Linked DNA regions of Homo sapiens: regions 1, 2, 3 and 4 are each linked to region 5. A link is a contact called in ENCODE Hi-C or POLR2A ChIA-PET data. All regions are on one chromosome and are shown on one strand. Each heading gives the region's core, a stretch centred on a gene start or an enhancer-like site at or near the end of the contact. The rest is flanking DNA. Distances are from core to core; before and after follow the strand shown. Region 1 holds the start of NDUFB8 (NADH:ubiquinone oxidoreductase subunit B8). Region 2 holds the start of BLOC1S2 (biogenesis of lysosomal organelles complex 1 subunit 2). Region 3 holds the start of ARL3 (ARF like GTPase 3). Region 4 holds the start of TAF5 (TATA-box binding protein associated factor 5). Region 5 holds the start of FBXW4 (F-box and WD repeat domain containing 4).

Region 1 (4,288 bases), core at 433-2,932, 1.2 Mb before region 5:
CAATTTCCCACAGTATTAAGTATAGCAATATGCTGTACAGGTTTGTGGCCTCAGAGCAACAGGCCATACCATAAAGCCGAGGTGTGTAGCAGGCCATACCATCTAGGTTTCTGTAAGTACACTCCTAATGTTCATACAATGAGGAGATAACCTAACAACCCATTTCTCAGAATGTATCCCTGTTGTTAAGTGACATATGACTGTACTCTGATTCCCTCATTAGATAGAAAATGAAAAATTAAAGTTTAGAGTCTGAATCCAAAGTCACCCAGCTAATTGGAATAAAAACAAAAAGGGTACAGATTAGAAAAGCACTCTTCTCGTAATAACTGTGTTCTTGACCACCCAGTTGGCATTCATCTCTGCGTCTCAAACACCTCATGGGACCTCTTGCTAAGCTGGGTTTTCCCCAACAAATCCAGGTTCATCTGACACTGGCTTCGAACAAGGCTGCTCTTGTCCACAACATAAGAAAAAACAGGAAATGATGACAACTAGACATATGCTACAGAAAATGAGTGTATAACAAGAAGAATAGAAGTTGCTGAAACCAAGATTGAAAGAGTGACATTAGGACAGGAAATAAAGGCGATGATAATCACTTCAGATAATTAACCATTGGGATGTTATGTGGGTATGGATACGGAAGAGTGTGGAAGGGATAGGATAACATCAACTGGAGTACGTAAGGGGGCTGGCTGTTTAATCTGCTTAATAGTTGCTACGATTTCCACAGCACTAACAGAAAAACATTTTTTTTAAAGAGACATACACACAAATATAGAGTACTCCGTTTACAAATAAGATTCTCATGACAGGAGTCCAGCTCCAGCCTGGTCACATGCCTGGATGACAGCACCTGAGCGCAGCAGATGCTCAATCTAAATGAAACTCGACGCTCTGGATAGAGCCAAGGAAGGCTCCTGCTATTCGGGGGTCCTCGAGGGAGCCATTAAAACCTCGGCTTCCTCATTTGAGGAAACAGCCTGAGCCAAGGAGAAAATTGAAGTCCTCTCAGCTGCAGCTGCTCACCCACCCCCCTCCCACCTCCCTCCACAGAGAAAAGCACCCACTCCATTGACTCTGAGGGGTCACGAGAAGGTTCGGGAAAAAGGGTCACAGTCAAGCCACCCAACCCAGCCGGCCTTCTCCCATCACTACTTGGGTGCGAGCATACCCTCTCTGTCTCACCCCATGCCATCATCCGGGTAAGGTTCGTAGTCTTCCACACGCATATTATACTTCTTGGCGGCGGCGGCCCGTTCTTCTGGGGTCCTAGGATAGGGCCCCGGGAACATGTCCTTGGTCATGTGGGAGGCTAGAACGCAGAAGAGAACAGGTCAGAAGCGAGCCCGCTCTCCAGCCGCTCCGAAGGCTTCAAGTCGCAGGGGCTGCAGAGGTCCGAGCCCGGGACTTCGCAGGATCAGTGCGATCCTCCACCCCATTTTCTGGATATATCAACGCCACCTCCACTCCCTACCCGGAGGCTGCCGCCGCGGCATCTACGATCCCCCCTCCCGATACACCAAATTTCAGGTACCCCCTTCCCACACTGAGGTCTCGCCCGTTCTCGCGGACCTGTCCGTGCGCCCAGCGGCATCACGTTCCGGGATGCCCTTTGCAGCCACTGGACTCCCAAGACCCCGGCCCTGGCCACCGCCATCTTCACCTTCTTCACGTTTCCCTTCTGCACATGCGCAAAGGCCTGTCACGGCGGCTGAGCCGGGCCAAACGTGACGGAGGAAGCCGGGAGTGAAGAAAAGCCGAAGGGTTCAACAGGGGCGGGGTTTAAATACGCAGTTGGGAAGCCAAGGGTTGGATAGAGGCTGGGAAGGATAAGCGGGAAGAAGGGAAAACCAGGCAGGTCTCTGACATTTCAGAATGTTGTGTCCTTTTTCTCCCTGAGCTGACTTAGACCCATCCAGGGATGATGGGAACTCGGAACCTGAGCAACTCAGGTAGACAGCTTAACCACCTCCCCCAGGAGCTGTACTAGTGAAATGAGCCTGTCTTACTCTCTTCTCTGGCTGCTTGCTTTCCTCTCCTTCACGGGCACTTCCTTCCATCCCCAAACATGATCATTCTTCAAATTCACCTGTTGGTCTTGCTTGTTGTTCTGTTCTCCAAATGGGTTGATCTTCACTTAGACGCCAGTGCAACACACAATTCGGCCCTGAATTGGCTCCTTAGTTTCAGTCCGTGTTTCCATCTGCATGTCTCAGTCACCTCAACCCAACAAATGTAAAATTAAACTTATCACCAGAGGCAGCTCTCCAGAGACAGCTTAAAGCCTCAGAGTTGGTAGGACTTGGATAAAACAAATTACAAACCGGCCCATAATGAACAAACTAACTCAACAGAAGAATTGGAGACATTATTATGTTTGCATATGAATGTTTTCACTTGGGATTTGAATAACTTACACATTATAAATATGCACGTATTTCCAGTGACTTTTCAGGTGACCACTGTTTTGGAGCAGAACCTATTATTATAAACATTCTCAAGTATATATCAGAGCAATAAAAATGCATATAAGCTGGGAGCTGTGGCTCACACCTGTAATCCCAACACTTTGGGAGGCCTAGGTTGGAGAATGGCTGGAGACCAGGAGTTTGAGACCAGCCTGGGTGACATAGTGAGACTTCGTCTCTTTTTTTTTAAGTTATAAAAAGTAAACAAATATGGATATATACTATTTAATATATAAATTTTGGGAAGGACTACACAGCAACTTGCTGTCTTGTAAATGACATCACTAGTTGATGTTCAGAATAATTGCACAACATCTGCATTCAACCAATAGCAAACCCTGATCCAATTTAGGTCAAGAAACAGAGTTGATCTAATTTATTTATTTTTATTAAGATATTATTCACATACCATAAATTCACCCTTTTAGGCCGGGTGCGGTGGCTCACGCCTGTAATCCCAGCACTTTGGGAGGCTGAGGTGGGAAGATTACTTGAGGTTAGGAGTTCAAGACCAGCCTGGCCAACACAGCAAAAACCCATCTCTACTAAAAATACAAAAATAGCTGGGCATGGTGGTGTACACTTGTAATCCCAGCTACTCAGGAGGCTGAGGCAAGAGAATCACTTGAACACAGGAGATGGAGGTTGCAATGAGCCGAGATCACGCCACTGCACTCCAGCCTGGGTGACAGGGTGAGACTGTCTCAAAAACAAAAAACAAACAAACAAAAACAAAAACAAAAAAACCTTTTAAAGTGTACAGTAGTTATTTTTAGTACATTTACAAAGTTGTGCAATCATCATCACTATCTAAAACATTTTTATTGCTTCCGAAAAAACCCATACACATTAGCACGTTGCCCCTACCTCTACCCACTGGCAACCACTAATTTACTTTCTGTTTCTATGGATTTGCCTATTCAGACAGTTTATATAAATGGATCATGCAATATGTGGCCTTTTGTGTCCATTTTCTTTCACTTAGAATAATGTTTTCAAAGTTTGTCTGTGTTGTAGCACATATCAGTACTTCATTCCTTTTTGGGCTGTATAATATTCCATTATATGAATGTACAGTACAATATTTTATTTATACATTTATCAGTTAATGGACATTTGAGTTGTTTCTGCTTGTTTGGCTATTGTGAATAATGCTGCTGTGAACATTCTTGTATAAGTTTTTGTCTGGATGTATGCTTTCTATTCTTTTGGTTATATGCCTAGGAGTAGAATTGCTGGGTCATAGGGTAACTCTGTGGTTTAACTTTTGAAGAACTGCCAAATTGTTTTTCAAAGCAGCTGTGACATGTTACATCCCCATTAGCAGTGTGTGAGAGGGTTTCAGTTTCTCCACATCTTTATCAACACTTGTTATTGTCTCTTTTTAGTATCACCATGCAAGTGCCTGTGAATGGTACTTCATTGCAGTTTTCATTTGCAGTACCCTGATGACTAATAATGCTGAGCATCTTTCCATGTGCTTATTGGCCATGGTATACCTTCTTTGGAGGAATATCTGTTCAAACCCTTTGTTCATTTTTAAATTGGTTTGTCTTTTTATTGTTGAGTTGTAAGGATTCTTTATGTATTCTAGATACAATTCCCTGATCAGATACACAATTCATAAATATTTTCTCTGACTCTGTAGGTTTTTTTGCTTTTTTACAGTATCATTTGGAACCCTGTGTTTATCAGGAAGGGGTGTTGGGGTTTGTCAAAAGCTTTTTCTGTGTCTATTGAGATGATCATGTAGGGTTTTTTCTTTTACTAATATAGTGTATTATGTTGATTATAAATATTAATCAATAAAATAT
Region 2 (4,210 bases), core at 48-2,547, 1.4 Mb before region 5:
TCCCCAGTAGCTGGGATTACAGGCGCCCGCCACCACGGCCGGCTAATTTTTGTATTTTTAGTGGAGACAGGATTTCGCCATTTTGCCCAGGCTGGTCTCAAACTCCTGACCTCAAGTGATCCACCAGCCTCGGCCTCTGGGATTAAAGGCATGAGCCACCGCGCCCTGCCCATACTTCACTTTCTGATCCTCCTCCACACATAGGTCATGTGTCCACTTGGAAACGATCAAACACTAGTCATGTCCCAAAGGATGGGTTATCAAATCCTCAGACCAAACTAATAGGTCCCTAAATCTGCAGGTCACTCCCCGTTCCTCAATTTCATTTCTCTTTATCCCGGTAAACACATCTTCTGCTTTAGCCAAACACACTGCTTGCACATACCACCTCATTCGCTAGTTGTATCATCTCCCCCTTTTCCACCAATAATTCCCTTCACAACCCTGCTCAAAATACACTTTCCCCAAGGAAGCACTTCTTGATTACTGTTGCTGGATATGAACTCTTTTTTGTTATTGTTTTCTCATTAGTCTATGTTACAGAGGCCTGCAGAGTTGTATTTTCTTTCTCTCCCATTCATGGCCTCCCCCAACTTCCAACAGGCCTGTCTCAGGGCATGCAGGGTAGGAAGGGAGCTGCAGACTGATGCTGCTAACCATCTCCCAGGCCTCCTGGGCCAAACCGCACCCGAATCAACCCAGACCCCGCCTCACCCGTCAGTTCCCCAGTCAGGTAAGTGGCCATTTTGGAGAACATGTCCCGGCAGAGCTCAGTGATGTCAGCTTCAGCAGGCTCCTTTGCTTCCTCAGCTGTCTCCACGGCGGCATCGTCTGGGCCAAGGGAGAATGACTAAGTGTCCCGCCTACACCCGGTGCTAATCCAGCCAAAGCAGCCTGTTCCGACATCCCTCCACTTGCCTTCATTCCATCAAGTCGGCTCCATTCTCCATCTGCCATAATTTCAAGTCCTTCACTGCGTCCCTGCCCATCTGACACATCAACTCGCCTCCCTCGCACCGCCCCTCGCCCATACCCGGCACCCCCGCTCATCCTGGCACCATCCCAGTCACCCTGACAGGACAAACACTCGCGCGCAGCGACAAGTGCACTCCTCTCACCAGCCCGTTCCTGCCAGGTGAGCCACCACACACTCAACCTCGCCCACCCGAGACGGAGCCCCAGGCCCCCCACCGGACGCTTCCTCCCCATCCATTCCGGGTACCTCGGGCGGGCTCATCACTCCGGGTCGCCAGTACGCCCTCGGCTGCCGCCGCCATAGCGGACCCCGCGCTGTTTCCGGGCCGGGGTGCTGCGCATGCGCACTGGGTGTGCCCCGCCCACCCGGCCGGCCCTGCAGTCCTGCGCCTAGCGGTCCAGTCCAGCCTCAGGTCTATGACACAGCAAAGGGCGATTCCGGAGCCGAAATTGAAGCTACGCCAGGCTGTTGTGAATTGATCCACTGCCAACAGTCGCGACGTCTGGGACTGAGGGCGAGCTCATCCCTACAGTCACACCCTGGAGGGATCACTCATCTTGTACCACTCACGACCCGTCTGGGAATAGTCAACCCTGTTTGTGGCCTGCTGACCAAAACCACTGAAGACGGATTGCCCGCTCTCCTGACACTCCGCACTGGAGTTAGTCATCAAAAGATTGCTCAGGGAATCCAAAGTTTTACAGGTTGTCTCGTCCACACTTTGGGAAACCTTCAGGCATTGATCCCTGGTCCTAAATACTGTCCCTCCCAATGTCCTGAGTTAACACCAACTCACTGGCCCCTATTTCTTAAACTGCAGGCAGGCATCTACTTCTCTTCAGTTGATACAGCCTTCCTTGAAGAAAGCTTAGACTGTAACTTTTTTAGGGCTGAGGATACACTCTGGTTATCTTAATTGCATTTAAGCTGTTTCACAAGCCTCCTAGGTGTACAGAGTACTTAATGGGATGGGAGAACAGGAGTGAGTGAAAGAGATGGATGAGAAGAAGTGACTGGGGAGCAATTGAAGGTGCAAAATGAGGAGGGATAAAGGCCACAGAAGAAGGGATAGGAGATATTCAGCAGGCCTCAGGCAGGCTCCTGGACACCCAAAATCTTGGTAGTTTCTTTTCTTATCCCTGGTTATCCTCCCTCTGCACCCTCTCACCCCACCCCGATGCCAGTACATACACACACACGCCAGCTACCCCTTATCCCCAGCCCTCCTACCCTGACTGTCTCCACCCTGAGGACTGAGTCTCACTTGTCACCTGTCCCCACTTTTCCTATGGTGCAACCATAGTAGCCACTATTTCAAGCCATTCCTGCGAGCCAGAAGTTCTTTTTTTTGAAACAGAGTCTCGCTCTGTCACCCAGGCTGGAGTACAGTAACGTGATCTCGGCTCAGCTCACTGCAACCTCCACCTCCCGAGTTCAAACGATTCTCATGCCTCAGCCTCCCAAGTAGCTGGGATAACAGGCACGCGCCACCACACCTGGCTAATTTGTTTGTATTTTTATTAAAGACAGGATTTCAGCATTTTGCCCAGGCTTGTCTGGAACTTCTGGCCTCAAGTGATCCACCCAACATAGCCTCCCAAAGTGCTGGGATTACAAGCGTGAGTCACTGTGCTAGGCCTAGAAGTTCTTATAGCCCAGCTCCTTCACATCACTGCACCTACTCTATACCTCCTAGAGAGCATGAACCTATTCCAGCCCAGGCACATGGATGACCCACAATTTCAGCCTTTCTTCCCTCTATAATACCAGAAGCAAATGCAAAGTCCAAGTTTTCCTAAGGAGTTTTATTGATAGCCACCATGGAAACCCACATGGTCTTATGGAAGAATAATGTCAGAACCCACCACATATTAATTCAAAGATCTCTGAATCCTGAGTTCATTTCCTTGCCTGATTCCCTTCAGGCTCCATTTTTATCTCCTGGTTAAAGCCCACTCAGTTTCCAGGTTCAGTGGACCAGGAGGCAGCCTCTTGCAGAAGATCCTTCATAGACTTTGCTCCGGGAGTGCCTCACACTTAACTCCTCTGCAACGTTGGAATCTCACCACGGGAGAGTCTCCTCTCCTCTAAGGCTTCCTCTTCTCTTTTATAGGGAACCTCTGTGGGGGAAAACGAGAAACCCATGGGTGCTAGCAACAAATCTTGGGATGCACAAAGGATAAGAATAGGATTCACTGGGAAGTAGGAAGACATCTAGATACCGCCTACTCTCTTGGTTTCTACCTTTTTCACAGACCATGGCTATCCAGGTGCTTAGGAAGAGCCATTACCCTCCCTCTCTTTATCCTGTTTGTTAACTTTTTTTTTTTTAATTAACACACAGAGCTAAGTACACAGGGAGTAAAAGGCCCAGTGGAAGACGTTATTTCACAGAGCTATGTGGCAACACACAGAAACACTGATTCACAAGCCTAAGCATGATGCCCACCACACACAGAAACATTGGCTCAAAAGGCCAGATGCAGGGTGGGGCTCAGCAGCAGCCATGATGGGACCTGTTGTCCTAGAAGTGCAGGGGATGTGGCGAGGGGGCCTGTGCGGAGGCAGAGGGAGGGAAGCCTGCTGTCTGATGCTTTAGGCCCCCTTCCTCACCACTCTCCTGCCCACCCTGGACTCCCCAGGGGTCTGGGGTCACAGCTGGGGCTGGCTGCGGGTGCTTCCAAATAGCTTGTTCCTTCTGTTGGAAGAAGAAAGGGACAAATCATTTGAAGAAATAGTTTGTGTACCACTTTTCTTTTCTCTCTATCTGATTCCAGAGAACTCAGACTGCTATAGACTGTTTGCGTCCCTCCCAAATTCATCCGTTAAAATTGTAACCCCCAATGTGATAGTATTAGGAGGTGGGGCCTTTGGCAGGGGATTAGATAGTGAGTATGTAGCCCTTATGAGTGGGCTCACGCCTGTAATTCCAGCACTTTGGGAGGACGAGGTGGGTGGATCACCTGAGGTCAGGAGTTCGAGACCAGCCTGACCAATATGGAGAAACCCCATCTGTACTAAAAATACAAAATTAGCTGGGTATGGTGGCACATGCCTGTAATCCCAGCTACTTGGGAGGCTGAGGCAGGAGAATCACTTGAACTCAGGAGGCGGAGGTTGCAGTGAGCCGAGATCGTGCCATTGCACTCCAGCCTGGCCAACAAGAGTAAAATTCCATCTCAAATAATAATAATAATAAATAAAATAAAAAAATAAAATAAAGGAGACTTCCCT
Region 3 (3,839 bases), core at 1,016-3,515, 1.0 Mb after region 5:
AAAGCAGGGGTAAAATAGCTGACTCTAAATGTTCAGAGAAACCCATATTTGGGTTTTTGCCACAGTTACCCAAATTTGAAAAAAAATATGTATTTGTCACAGCTGAAGTTTAAAACAAAAACCAAAAAAACCTTGGGGTTCACGCTTCAGTTGTACAGTTAACCATGGGGGCTCATGGGATACCAGATGGGATACACTTAAGTCACACGACTGACTAAATTCAGTGTTTCACTTCAAGTTTTAAGAACAGCTCACGCTTGTGGAGATAGAAAAAAAATGTTTTTGGGAAACCAGATAAAGAATCCGGAATAATTTGTCTTAATTTCTTATTGTTCATCTTAGGAAAAAGGAAAAAAGAAAAACAAAATCTGTTTTCATCATTGAACACAACAGTTGTATACAACAGTGTTGTATATACACTGTAAATTTGTTGTATACTGTGCCAATTTGCACCTGGAAACATGGGCAGTGGTTAATTTACTGTGGCCTGTAATTATAAATTAAACAATCATGGATTACACAGTACACTTAATTGATCAACAAACTGGGAAAAGTTAGCCAACTCTCATGCACTTCTCATCCATAATGATGAATCTCAATCTCTGTTGGTTCGGCATGCCCTTTTCATTCCAATTCTAGCTATTTTCTGGGTAAATATTTATGTTTGTACTCATTTGTTGAGAAAAACTTTAACTTTAAAAGGACAGCTCACGTATAAATGATTAAGAAAAAGAAACAGTTGTAAAAATCTGTTTAGCCTGAGGTTAAAAAAAAACTGCAAGTGTAGCAAGTGTGAAATGTGATTGGCAACTTCAGATCAAATAACCCTACTTCTTTAACAATCTGACAATGTAAAATCAATTGAGTTTTTTTTTTCCTTTCTAAATCTACTCACTGGATAATCTGACCAAACATACATCTATTTTTTTTTTTCCTGGGCATCTAGTTTTTTTGTTTTTTTTTTTACTTCTTAAATCAACAGAAATGGCTCAACATTTCTAAAAGTCAAGAAAGGAACTAGGAAGAGAGTTGGAGCAGTGACTATAAGTTTGATGACAGGCTCTTTGCAGCCAACTAACCTGCTTTAAGTGTTCAAAATCAATTTTTCTTTGATAGCTCTAAAATTACTCAATTCCATTTTAACTCCCTCCAACTAACTGTACAGACATTAACAAGAAACAGAGTGTCAACGGTCAGATCTGTCACAACCATAATTTAGAATTTGGGAAAGCTTTAATTGGGACTGACAGAGAAAAGCCTTGCCCCGGATTGAAGTTCGATCTCCATTTTTAACTTCTCGTTCTTTTCAGTTTGGAGAACTCAAGCTAGGATTAAGATCTTTTGGTCCTGGTATGGTCACACGCAAGAGGAGACTGCAAAAGGTTTCGAAGGAAATTCTAGAGACGGAGCAGCTAATATGTCTTCATCAACATGGATTATGTATTGAATGAAAAATCGGTCATCACCAACAATCAGATCCTGCAAAACTCTCAGCAAATAACTAAATAATTCGGGACTGAGGAAGCGCACCCGCCACGCAGACACCAAGACGGCGTAAAATCCACCAGGCATCCCTTCCAAGCGGCACCCCTTTGTGTCGTGGGACTTACTTCCCTACCCCCCAGGGGCCCGCACAGCGCGAGAAGGAGGAGAGCTAGGCTACCATCTCCCCTGCTACCGCCAGGGCGACCTCAGAGCCAATGGGGCCGGCCTTCTCTCCGCTTCTGGCCGGGCTCCAGACGAACCCCACTTTACTGCAAAGCCGCGAGACCGATTGCCCGGGAAGTCTAAGCCTGCTAGCGAAAGCTGCTCTCCGCAGTTCCTGGGATCCGCCCTCACCCCTGTCCCCAGAGTAATGATGGAGCCCGGGCTCCGCACCCGGCCAGCCGCGCACTCTGCCAGCCCCTTCCCCAAGCCTCGGACCCGCTGCAAGCCCCGCCTTCCTCTCCAGGCCCAGGCCTCCCTCCAGGGCCCACCCTCGGGTCTCCCCGCCGACCCCCGAAATCAGTCCACAACCCAGATAGCAGGCTGAGCGACGTCCCATTCCCTCCTTGGCTTTAAGCGCAGTGCTCCGCCCTGGGCCTGGGGACGGGAGGGGGATAACCGGCCGGCTCCAAGGGGGCCCAGGCCCCCACACTCACCATCCTCCCGCCGAGTCCCTCCTCCTCCTCCTCCTCCTGCTGCCTCCCCCGTTACCAGGGGCAACTGCTGCGGCGCCGCCCCCGACGTCCCTCGCACGCACAGCTGAGGAGCTGAGCAGCAATACGGGGCGGGGTGCAGCTCCGCTTTCCCCAGAGTGCGCAAGTGCGCTAAGGCGCCCGCCCACGCAGTGGGCGGGCTACGGGAGCTGCAGAGGCCGCCGCCGGCTCGCCTGGACCAGGGAGTGGAGAAAGCCTGCCCACGTGGCTGGCGGGAGCCTCCCGGCCTGGGATTGGTCGAAAAGGAGGGGCGTGGGGCGGGCGTGGGGGCAGTTCCCCAGCCCAGGTCCTCCTCTCACCCGGGCCAGTTTTCAAGGCGGGCTGTAACTGGTGGCATTTGTCCCGGGACCAGGTAAGGGGCCTTGGGACAATGGCGCTCGCCCTGTCTACCTCCAATCCCCACATCTCGGGTGGGTGCTGAGATTGCTGTCCTGACTGCCCAGGCGGGGCTGCAGCGCGGGCTGGACTTCCACCTGCAGAAGCCACGTGGCGCGAAGTGCGCCCTGGGGCTGCAGATGGGCCCCTCTGCTCTGACCCCCATTGCCTAGGAGTGCCAGGCCGAGCGGCTGGGGCGTTACGAGCTGTCCGGGATGGGGGAGTACCGATGGGGGGAGGCCGTCTGTCGGAGGGCAAGAAGCAGCCTGGGGGCTGGCCCTGAGCCCTGAGGTGAGCTGAAAGCACAGGTGAAAGGCGTTTTGGGGATCGGCCCGGTTTTTGTTTTGACACAGGGTGTCGCTCTGTCGCCCGGGCCGGAGTGCGGTGGCGCGATCTCGGCTCACTGCAGCCTTTGCCTCACAGGCTTAAGCGATTCTCCCGCCTCAGACTCTCGAGTAGCTGGGATTGCAGGCGGGCGCCACCACGCCTGGATAATTTTTTGTATTTTGTTTTTGTAGAGACGGAGTTTCGCCATGTTGCCCAGGCTGGGCTCGAACTCCTGGGGTCAAGCCATCCGCCCGCCTAGGCCTCCCAAAGTGCTGAGACTACAGGTGTTCCAAAGTGGTGAGCCACTGTGCCCAGCCTCTGGCCGGTTTTGCTAAGCTGCTTTGGACAGGACCGCGTACCATCTGTAGTCCTGGAGGAGGCAAAAATGAGCCTGCATTTTTAGCCAAGGAAGAGCAAGTGGGACACTGGGGTGGGTTGGGAAGTGCTACCTCCCATCCCTTTCCCGATGCAGAGGACTATAAGAAGAGTTTACACAAACGTGCTAGGCCCTGTTCTAGACGCTGGAGACACAGCAGTGGACAAAATCAGCCCGTATGGAAATTACATCCTTCCTAATGAAATACATTTCATACCAAATTTCATTTTCACAACCCCTAGAAATTGGTAATTGCGGCCAGGCGCAGTGGCTCATGCCTATAATCCCAGCACTTTGAGAGGTGGAAGGGGAGGAAGGCTTGAGCCCAGGAGTTGGAGACCAGCCCGGGCAACACAGTAGGACCCTGCCTCTACAAAAAAAAATTTTTTTTAATTAGCCAGGTTCCGTGGCGCACTTGTAGTCCTAGCTACTCGGGAGGTTGAGGCTGGAGGATTGCTTGAGCCCAGGAGCTATTATCACATCACTGTACTCCAGCCTGGGTGAAAGAGCAAGACCCTGCCTCAAAAAAAAAAAAAAAAATGAAAACAAAAATCAACATCTGC
Region 4 (4,329 bases), core at 1,506-4,005, 1.7 Mb after region 5:
TCTGTGGCCCAGGCTGGAGTGCAATGGCACAATCTCGGCTCACTGCAACCTTCATCTCAGCTCCTAAAGTGCTGGGATTACAGGCATGAGCCGCCACCCCTATCCCTAGATTAGCTTTGCATTTCAGTCTCGGGATCACTTTTGAACATTATGCTTGCACTTTCTTAATCAAACATTTACAGAACACCTTTTAAAGTGAAGTAGAAATAACCAATGGTTATTTATTACATACTAGGTATTGCATATGCATTACCTCATTTAATTCTCAAAACACTATGACGTAACTACTATTATTTTTTTGTTAGAAATTGGGCAACTGGGGCCAGGCGTGGTGGCTCACGCCTGTAATCCCAGCACTGTGGGAGGCCGAGGCAGGTGGACCACCTAAGTTCGGGAGATCGAGACCAGCCTAACCAACATGGAGAAACCCTGTCTCTACTAAAAATACAAAATTAGCTGGGCCTGATGTGGCACATGCCTGTAATCCCAGCTACTCGGGAGGCTGAGGCAGAATAATTGCTTAAACCTGAGTGGTGGAGGTTGCAGTGAGCCGACATGGCGCCATTGCACTCCAGCCTGGGCAACAAGAGTGAAACTCCGTTTCAAAAAAAAAAAAAAAAAATTAGGCAACTGGGACATAGTAAATTAAGTAACTTGCTCCAGGTTATTCAGCCAGTAAGCAAGGTCAAGCCAGGTGGTCTGTGCCTGTAGTCTCAGCTACTTGGGAGGCTGAGGTGAGAGACTGCTTGAGCCCAGGAGTTCAAGGCCAGCCTAGGCAATATAGTAAGGCTTCAGATCTCTAATTAATAAAATAAAATATTTTTTAAAAGTAAGCAGGGTCAAAGGACGCTGGTAAGACCTCAAAACCAATAACTTGAACGGCTGTGCTAGATTTTCCCAATGTCTCAGGCTCACTTTTCTCGTCTGTACCTATTCCACAGAGTTACAAGTTTCCAATGAGATAAAATATGCAGGAGGGTTTTATAACCTATGAAGCACATTGCAAAATGGCATATATGATTTTTTTTTTTTTTTTTTTTTTTCCTGAGACGGAGTTTTGTTCTTGCTGCCCAGGCTGAAGTGCAATGGTGCGATCTCGGCTCACTGCAACCTCCGCCTCCTGGGTTCAGGTGATTCCTCTGTTTCAGCCTCCCGAGTAGCTGGGATTACAGGTGCCCGCCACCACACCTGGCTAAATTTTTATATTTTTAGTAGAGATGGCGTTTCATCATGTTAGCTAGGCTGGTCTCGAACTCCTGACCTCGGGTGATCCACCCGCCTCGGCCTCCCAAAGTGCTGGGACTACAGGTATGTGCCACTGCGTGTGGCCATGATTTTTAAATATACAATTAAAATGGTTTATTTGTAATAACGGATAATAGCATGAATACATAACGTACATATTTCACAACCACAACATTCTGGTATTTAAAAACTTTTTTTTTGAGACGGAGTCTCGTACTGTCGCGCAGGCTGGAGTGCAGTGGCGGGATCTCGGCTCACTGCAACCTCCGTCTCCCGGGTTCAAGCTCTTCTTCTGTCTCAGCCTCCCGAGTAGCTGGGATTACAGGGGCGCACCACCATGCCTGGCTAATTTTTTGTATTTTTAGTAGAGGCGGGGTTTTGCCGTGTTGGTCAGGCTGGTCTCTAATTCCTGATCTCATGATCCGCCCGCCTCGGCCTCCCAAAGTGCTGGGGTTACAGGCGTGAGCCACCGCACCTGGCGTTAAAAACTTTTTATTGAAATGTAATGTATACGGGCCAGGCGCAGTGGTTCACGCCTGTAATCCCAGCACTTTGGGAGGCTGAGGCCGGTGGATCACCTGAGGTCAGGAGTTGGAGACCAGCCTCGCCAACATGGCGAAACCCTGTCTCTACTGAAAATACAAAAATTAGCCGGGCGTGGTGGCACACGTCTGTAATCCCAGCTACTCGGGAGGCTCAGGCAGGAGAATCGCTTGAACCCAGGAGGCAGAGATTGCAGTGAGCTGAGATCGGGCCACTGCACTCCAGCCTGGGCGACAGAGCGACACTCCGTCTCAAAAGTTAAATAAATAAATAAATGTAATGTAATGCATGCAGCTCGATTAACTTTTACAAAAGTAAAAATGACAAAAAAAAAAAAAAAGTAAGCACTATTCAGGTCAAAATGTAAAACTACCAGTATCTCGGAAGCCTCCCTCTGGCAAATGGTATATGTTTTTGAGTTAAATACGTGGATTCGAATGTTGACATTTGGACTTTCTTCTTGCCTCTGGTAAGTTATTTAACCTCTCTTGGTTTCAACTGAGCCATCTGCGAGGTGGGGATAATATTACCTCATAAGATTATTTAATTGTAGCAGGGCGTGGTGGCGCATGCCTGTAATCCTAGCTACTGGGGAGGCTGAGGCAGGAGAATCGCTTAACAGCCTGGGCGACAAGAGCGAAACTCCGTCTCAAAAAAAAAAAAAAGAAAAAAGAAAAAGATTATTGAATTGAAGGAGATCACATAATGTAAAACATCTATCATAATGCCTAAATATAGCTGGCCTGCAATAAATGGCAATTATTCTCAGGCAAATGTAATAGGTGGTCACCAATGCCCACTTCCTGCCTTTCTTTCGCTCGGTTTTGAAAGTTGCTCTCTTTCCTATTCCGTTTCTCCTTCCTTTTCGCTCCTCCTACTGCCGTAAATGGCCTACTAGAGTTGTCGTGAAATGCTCCTCCCCGCCCTCCATGTGGCGAAAATGCAATCACGCTTGACGGCGCGAGGTGGCTCAGCCGCAAGATGGCGGCGCTGGCGGAGGAGCAGACGGAGGTGGCGGTCAAGCTAGAGCCTGAGGGACCGCCAACGCTGCTACCTCCGCAGGCGGGGGACGGCGCAGGCGAGGGTAGCGGCGGCACTACCAACAACGGCCCCAACGGCGGCGGCGGGAACGTTGCGGCGTCGTCGTCCACTGGCGGGGATGGCGGGACCCCCAAGCCCACGGTGGCTGTCTCCGCCGCTGCCCCGGCGGGGGCGGCCCCGGTGCCCGCCGCTGCTCCGGACGCCGGCGCTCCGCATGACCGACAGACTCTACTGGCCGTGCTGCAGTTCCTACGGCAGAGCAAACTCCGCGAGGCCGAAGAGGCGCTGCGCCGTGAGGCCGGGCTGCTGGAGGAGGCAGTGGCGGGCTCCGGAGCCCCGGGAGAGGTGGACAGCGCCGGCGCTGAGGTGACCAGCGCGCTTCTCAGCCGGGTGACCGCCTCGGCCCCTGGCCCTGCGGCCCCCGACCCTCCGGGCACTGGCGCTTCGGGGGCCACGGTCGTCTCAGGTTCAGCCTCAGGTCCTGCGGCTCCGGGTAAAGGTGAGCCGTGGGGTCCCGGGTAGGTACGGCCGCCGCGAAGGGGAGCAAGCCGGTAAGGCAGGGGCTGGCAGGCCTGCACCTCTGCGGGCTTGTTTTGAATTTCCTGGGCCCGCCTCTAGGGCCACATGCCCGCCCCTTTCTCTAGTGCGCGGGCTGCGCAGTCAAACCCCCTTCCGAGCTGTCAGTTCCAGTGAGAAGCTGAGGAGAGCTGTTGAGCAGAGGGATGTATGGGGAAGGTGAGCGCGGAGAGGCGGGATCTTCACGCTCTTGGTCCCTTTCCTTTCATTTGGGCTTTTGAGCCTTGGGCAGGTCCGCATGACACTAACAGTGTTTGTACAGTTTCGTACTAGCGTACTTTAAGTACTGTAAGTACTTTATTTTCTCTTTATTTCTTTAGTTCCTCTTAAAAGATGTGTTGATAAATACTTTATAGATTTTTTTTTTTTTTGAGACGGAAACTTGCTCTGTTGCCCAGGTTGGAGTGCAGTGGCGCAATCTTGGCTCACTGCAACCTCCGCCTCCCGGGTTCAAGCAATTCTCCTGCCTCAGCCTCCCGCGTAGGTGGGACTACAGGCTCCTACTGCCACGGCCGGCTAATTTTTGTATTTTTAGTAGAGGCGGGCTTTCACCATGTTGGTCAGGCTGGTCTCGAAATCCTGACCTCAGATGATCCACCTGCCTCGGCCTCCTACAGTGCTGGGATTACAGGCGTGAGACACCGCGCCCGGCCGCCATACAATATACCCTTGTAACAGTCCTGCACATCATGTACCCCCTGAATCTCAGCTAAAAGTTGAATTTTTTTTCTTTTTCTTTTTTTCTTTTTTTGAGACGGAGTCTTGCTCTGTCGCCCAGGCTGGAGTACAGTGGCGTGATCTTAGCTCACTGCAACCTCTGCCTCCCAGATTTAAGCGATTCTCCTGCCTCAGCCTCCCGAATAGGTGGGACTACTGGCACGCGCCACCACGCCCGGCTAATTTTTAAAAATATATTTTTAGTAG
Region 5 (4,192 bases), core at 1,212-3,711:
GCACTCCAGCCCGGGCAACAAGAGTGAAACTCCGTCTCAAAAAAAAAAAAAAAAAAAAAATCAAATTTGTAAGAAAACCAGTGGGAAACAGATTTATCAGGTCTGTGGAGGAATTATAAATTTCTCAGCTTTGGGGAGAAAAAGAGAAAAAAATCACAAAAGACTGGCAGAGCCTAATAAAGTGTAAAACAGTAAAGTAAAATGAATTGACTGGGAAAAATATCTGGATCAAAGATGACAGACTAGATTCTAACATCTAAGACCCACAAAGATTCCAAATTTATAGGAAAAACAAGAAGACCCCAGTAATAAATGGGCAAAGAGTGGGAAGAGACAGTCTCCCAGGTGAAACAAACACATGGGAATATATTTATCCCAGCCAGTGGTAAAAGAGATGCAAAATAACACAACTTTGGTACCTTAAATGACCACTAAAGTGGCAAAGATTTTCTAAATTCTCACATAAAATTTGTTCACTCTGTGCTGGTCCCACTATAATTTGGTACAGCACCTCTGCAAACCATAACCTTTGCTATAATGCCACCTTGAGACTTTATCCTAAGGAACTGATTTTTAAAAAATATGTATGGTAATGACATGTGACTTATATTTCAGTAAAGCTGTTACTCAAAAATGCATTATTTCATTATTATCTATAATAACAAAAAGCTGAACACTACATGTAAGTTTAATAGTAGAGGGATGTTCTTTAATCTCATTATGCGACAGCCCACAAACATTTACTATGTACCTATTCTGTTAGGATCAGTAAGATAGCAATTATATGTGCAACTGAAAAGGTTTTTAAATGAAAATAATTGTCTAGAGGTGATGGTATTATGGCTTTTTATGTTTTTAAAAACGTTATTTAATGTTGTCATAATGTACTAGAAAGAACTACTTTTTAAAAAATGGGTGGAATAGGGGGCAATCTGAAAGCTCTTATTCCCCCAATTCCCTACATGTTTTTTCCTTCCTATTTAACAGTTTAAGTGGTTCAGAAAAGTTTTTCATTCACAGGTCTCAGACCCTACCAAAAACAGGCCAAATTGCAATACCATGTCTTGTACACATCCTGGACAGACTCCAGCCTCCTGCCTCAAGCAGGCCCCCTTTTTCGTGTCGCTCTGCCTATATGAAGTCATAAACTATGGCTGAACACTGGGACCGAGGGCTTCTCTTAAGGTCCGAGCCCTGAAGCTTAACAACCTTTAGAAAAGGGTAGGGAGGATGAAAGATGAAAGTCCACAAAAATTTATGATAGACCACTTAAGGAACCTGAGTCCTAGACCTGGACTCAAGGAATCGTCCAAAGCACCGTACCAGACTGGCTCCTCTGGGGCGAAGGAACCGGGGCAGCTAAACCTCTGCAAAAACACACAATCGAAAGCTGTAGGGAGTGCCTAAGATGGCTAATTGTGAGGAGCGGCCCACCCGGGAGGGTGCCTACTGAGGGATGCTCTCGGGAGGCTGCCTCAGATGGAGGCCTTGGGGAGGAGGGGCAAAGGGGTCCCCGAGAGTGCTCGGGAAAGGGTGTAGGCGGAGGTCAGGTGTAGGCCTAGAAACTCGGGGTGCGACACGACCCTGGGCCGACCAGGCCGCGGCGCCCCGCCCTTTCCCGGGACGCGGGGCCGGCTCGGGGCGGGGAGCGGGCGGGCGAGCGGACGCTTACAGGTCGGTGCCGAGCCGCGTGAAGCCGGAGTTGAGCGAGGCCCGGGCTATCCGGCGCCAGAGCAGATCGCAGCTGGTGAAGCGCCGCAGCCAGCGGCACACCTGGGCCAGGCGGCCGAGGGCCCGCATGTCCAGGTAGGAGCAGATGAGCAGCAGCAGCTCCTCCGGCAGGCGCCAGAGCGCAGGCCCCGCGGCCGGGCGGGCAGCCGACTCCCGAGCCGCCTCCTCCTCCTCCTCCTCCTCCCCGGCCGCCGCCGCCATGGCCACCCCTGTCCCCGCGATGTCGGCCCAAGCCTGACCCCCTCGTCCCTGTGCTCTTCCCGGCCTGGCGCCCTCCCGCCGCCTAGCCCTGACCCTCCATTCCTCCTTCTTCCCATACTCTCTTCCTTGTGCCTCCTTCCCGGCCCCTGCGCTCCCCTCGACTCCCTTGACGATGCCTCTCGCCCCTTCCTCCACGCTTCTGCCTCCCTCTGCTTCCTCCCTTGGGCATGCCCTCGCTCCCGCGTCAGCCCCCGGCCCGGCTGCCTCCTTCGCCGTCTGCGGCCCGGGCTTCCCTTCCGCCCCGCTTCCTCTTCCGCCTTGCCCCGCTCTCGCTTTTCCCTTCCCCTTCCCCTTCCTTCGCTTCCCCCTCGCCACCCTCCCTTCCTGCAGCTTCCTCGCCTCTCCGCCCTCGCCCTCGCCGGGCCCGCCGTTCCCGGGGGGCCCCGAGCGGCCCTGGCTGCCCATGAGCGGCCGCGGGGCCGGCCCGACGCGGAGCCCAGCCCGAGCCGCCACCGCCGCCGCCCCGGGAGGAGGCGACACCATGTCGGACCGGGTCACATGGGGCGGCGCGGGCCGAGCCCTGGGCACGCCCCTCACACCTGCAGCCTTGGAGCCACTTCGGGGTGCGGGCTGGGGCCGGGGCGCTGACACCACCCCCGCATCCCCGAGAGCGCTTGGTGGAAGCACAGGAGTTCGCGCTGCAAACACGTGAGGCCGGTTTCAGGGCCCTGCCTGAGGCCACAAGAGGACCCGCTGCCCTCAGGAAGCGGCCATTTGGAGCACCTGCCCTCAAGAAGCCCCTAGTTGGGTGGCCTTGCCCCTCTAGAAGCCCTCCTCTTCCTCGAGTGATGCCTCCTTTCCACGGGCCACATGTGAGGGCCCAACGAATCTGCAGCCCTAGAAGTTGACAGGTTCCATAGCTTAGGTTCTCACACAGGCCCGGAAGCACGGTCCTGGCGTGAGCTTGGGTGTTAGACGTATTTGGGGATTTGCAGTCTTCTAGATCCTGAGTCCATAACTTCAAAAACAGTCATGTATCAGGAAATGGCACAGCTAGGGCTTCTTATCAGTCACCACCCAAGTGCAAGTGGATTCTCCAAGGACTCAGCATCCATTCTTCATACCACCCATTCGATTCACATGGCATTAATCTGAAGGGAGAGCTACTGAGGTCTAGACCTGTGCTGTCCAACAGTGTCCTCCCTCGTCACATGTGGCTGCTGAGCATTTGAAATGTGGCTAATACAAATTGAAATGAGCTATAAGTGAGAAATGCACACCAGATTTTGAAGCCATACAAAAAAAAGAATGCAAAATATCTCATTAATAATTTTATATTGATTACGTGTTGAAGTGTTAATATTTTGGATACGCTGTATTGGGCTAAATACAATATATTTTAATGTAACTACTAGAAAATTTAAAATTATACATGGGACTTGCATTTGTGGCTCGGGTTATTTTTCTATTAGCATTGGGCTAGGCAGTAAAACTTGGAGGAGGGGAGGAAGATGCCAATTTCTGTCTGTTTATCCTGTACTCCAAATCCAGGTAGGAAGGATTGGAGAGTTTTCTTTTGTACTTATCTACATCTTAACACTCATTTTCAGGGAGCAGGGAAGAATAAAAATTGACCCTGAAAATTATTCAACACCTAGCATAGCCAAAGAGAAACCTAGGGAAGCAACTACATTGTATTATGGTGCTGCAAGAAGCATCATGTAACAAGGTCAGACCGGAATCTGGCTTTGCCCTAGAATTACTTTTTGATCTTAGCAAAACAACAACAAAAAGCCCCACCTATCTTGGCCTTTTAGTGTTCTCAATCTGTAGTGGAGATAATGCCTCTGCCTTACTTTCGAGGGATAAATGAGATGATCCCTGTAAAATGCTTTGAACTCCTCTAAGAAAATTCTTAATAATAGTTACAGGTCAAATCCTGTTACAAAAAAATGCCATCCCTCCCCCTCTCCAAATGCAACAAAGACTTTGTGTAGAAAACGATTTCCAAACTCAAGGCAGTGGTTTATTGAAAGCACTATTTTATAGATTTCAATGCGGCCAAAGAATTTAAGCCATGTTTTAGAGATCATTATAAAGAAATTTACTTATTCACAGGTACCATACTGTTAGAAGACTACTAAGGCAGGAATACTTCACATTTAGGTGATGTCATGAGTTCAATATTTATTGATTTTGCTACATTTGTGTACTATGAGCGAATCAAGAAGGAAGACAAATGATATAGCAGGAATATGGT

What was found. A loop is a pair of places that touch in the nucleus more often than their neighbours do. ChIA-PET counts read pairs that join two places held with the same protein, here RNA polymerase II (POLR2A). Pooled maps may share reads with other maps.
Region 1: a pooled map shows a loop between it and region 5 (5-fold over the local background). The contact joins the promoter of NDUFB8 here to the promoter of FBXW4 in region 5. A Hi-C loop is called at or near these places in 1 of 37 single-sample maps with no recorded cell type and 6 of 50 pooled maps. POLR2A ChIA-PET finds 5 or more read pairs at or near these places in 1 of 52 experiments (GM12878).
Region 2: a pooled map shows a loop between it and region 5 (5-fold over the local background). The contact joins the promoter of BLOC1S2 here to the promoter of FBXW4 in region 5. A Hi-C loop is called at or near these places in 4 of 50 pooled maps. POLR2A ChIA-PET finds 5 or more read pairs at or near these places in 2 of 52 experiments (IMR-90 and activated T-cell).
Region 3: a loop to region 5 is called in a pooled map, with 5 times the contacts of the local background. The contact joins the promoter of ARL3 here to the promoter of FBXW4 in region 5. A Hi-C loop is called at or near these places in 5 of 50 pooled maps. POLR2A ChIA-PET finds 5 or more read pairs at or near these places in 2 of 52 experiments (A549 and activated T-cell).
Region 4: a loop to region 5 is called in a map of CD4-positive, alpha-beta T cell, with 5 times the contacts of the local background. The contact joins the promoter of TAF5 here to the promoter of FBXW4 in region 5. A Hi-C loop is called at or near these places in 1 of 168 maps with a recorded cell type or tissue (CD4-positive, alpha-beta T cell), 2 of 37 single-sample maps with no recorded cell type and 5 of 50 pooled maps.

Annotation. Positions count from the first base shown.
Region 1 is chr10:100,528,189-100,532,476 of GRCh38, forward strand. It overlaps NDUFB8 (NADH:ubiquinone oxidoreductase subunit B8), which reads right to left and starts at 1,683. Exons shown (of 5, transcript NM_005004.4): 1 at 1,579-1,683; 2 at 1,192-1,318. The coding sequence starts at 1,663. RefSeq lists enhancers at 378-547, 1,390-1,972, 2,106-2,155.
Region 2 is chr10:100,285,383-100,289,592 of GRCh38, forward strand. It overlaps BLOC1S2 (biogenesis of lysosomal organelles complex 1 subunit 2), which reads right to left and starts at 1,298. Exons shown (of 5, transcript NM_173809.5): 1 at 1,223-1,298; 2 at 715-831. The coding sequence starts at 1,277. It overlaps PKD2L1 (polycystin 2 like 1, transient receptor potential cation channel), which reads right to left. Exons shown (of 16, transcript NM_016112.3): 15 at 3,590-3,674; 16 at 2,767-3,096. The coding sequence ends at 3,014. RefSeq lists enhancers at 532-1,039, 625-924 and a silencer at 1,215-1,414.
Region 3 is chr10:102,712,132-102,715,970 of GRCh38, forward strand. It overlaps ARL3 (ARF like GTPase 3), which reads right to left and starts at 2,266. Exons shown (of 6, transcript NM_004311.4): 1 at 2,142-2,266. The coding sequence starts at 2,144. It overlaps SFXN2 (sideroflexin 2), which reads left to right and starts at 2,505. Exons shown (of 12, transcript NM_178858.6): 1 at 2,505-2,550. RefSeq lists silencers at 1,926-2,025, 2,066-2,115, 2,183-2,577, 2,396-2,545 and enhancers at 2,331-2,907, 2,908-3,483.
Region 4 is chr10:103,365,221-103,369,549 of GRCh38, forward strand. TAF5 (TATA-box binding protein associated factor 5) reads left to right here and starts at 2,756. Exons shown (of 11, transcript NM_006951.5): 1 at 2,756-3,328. The coding sequence starts at 2,770. RefSeq lists enhancers at 2,572-2,866, 2,619-2,858, 3,989-4,058 and a silencer at 2,989-3,528.
Region 5 is chr10:101,692,709-101,696,900 of GRCh38, forward strand. It overlaps FBXW4 (F-box and WD repeat domain containing 4), which reads right to left and starts at 2,462. Exons shown (of 9, transcript NM_022039.4): 1 at 1,673-2,462. The coding sequence starts at 2,397. RefSeq lists an enhancer at 1,142-1,221 and silencers at 1,532-1,991, 2,272-2,321, 2,352-2,631.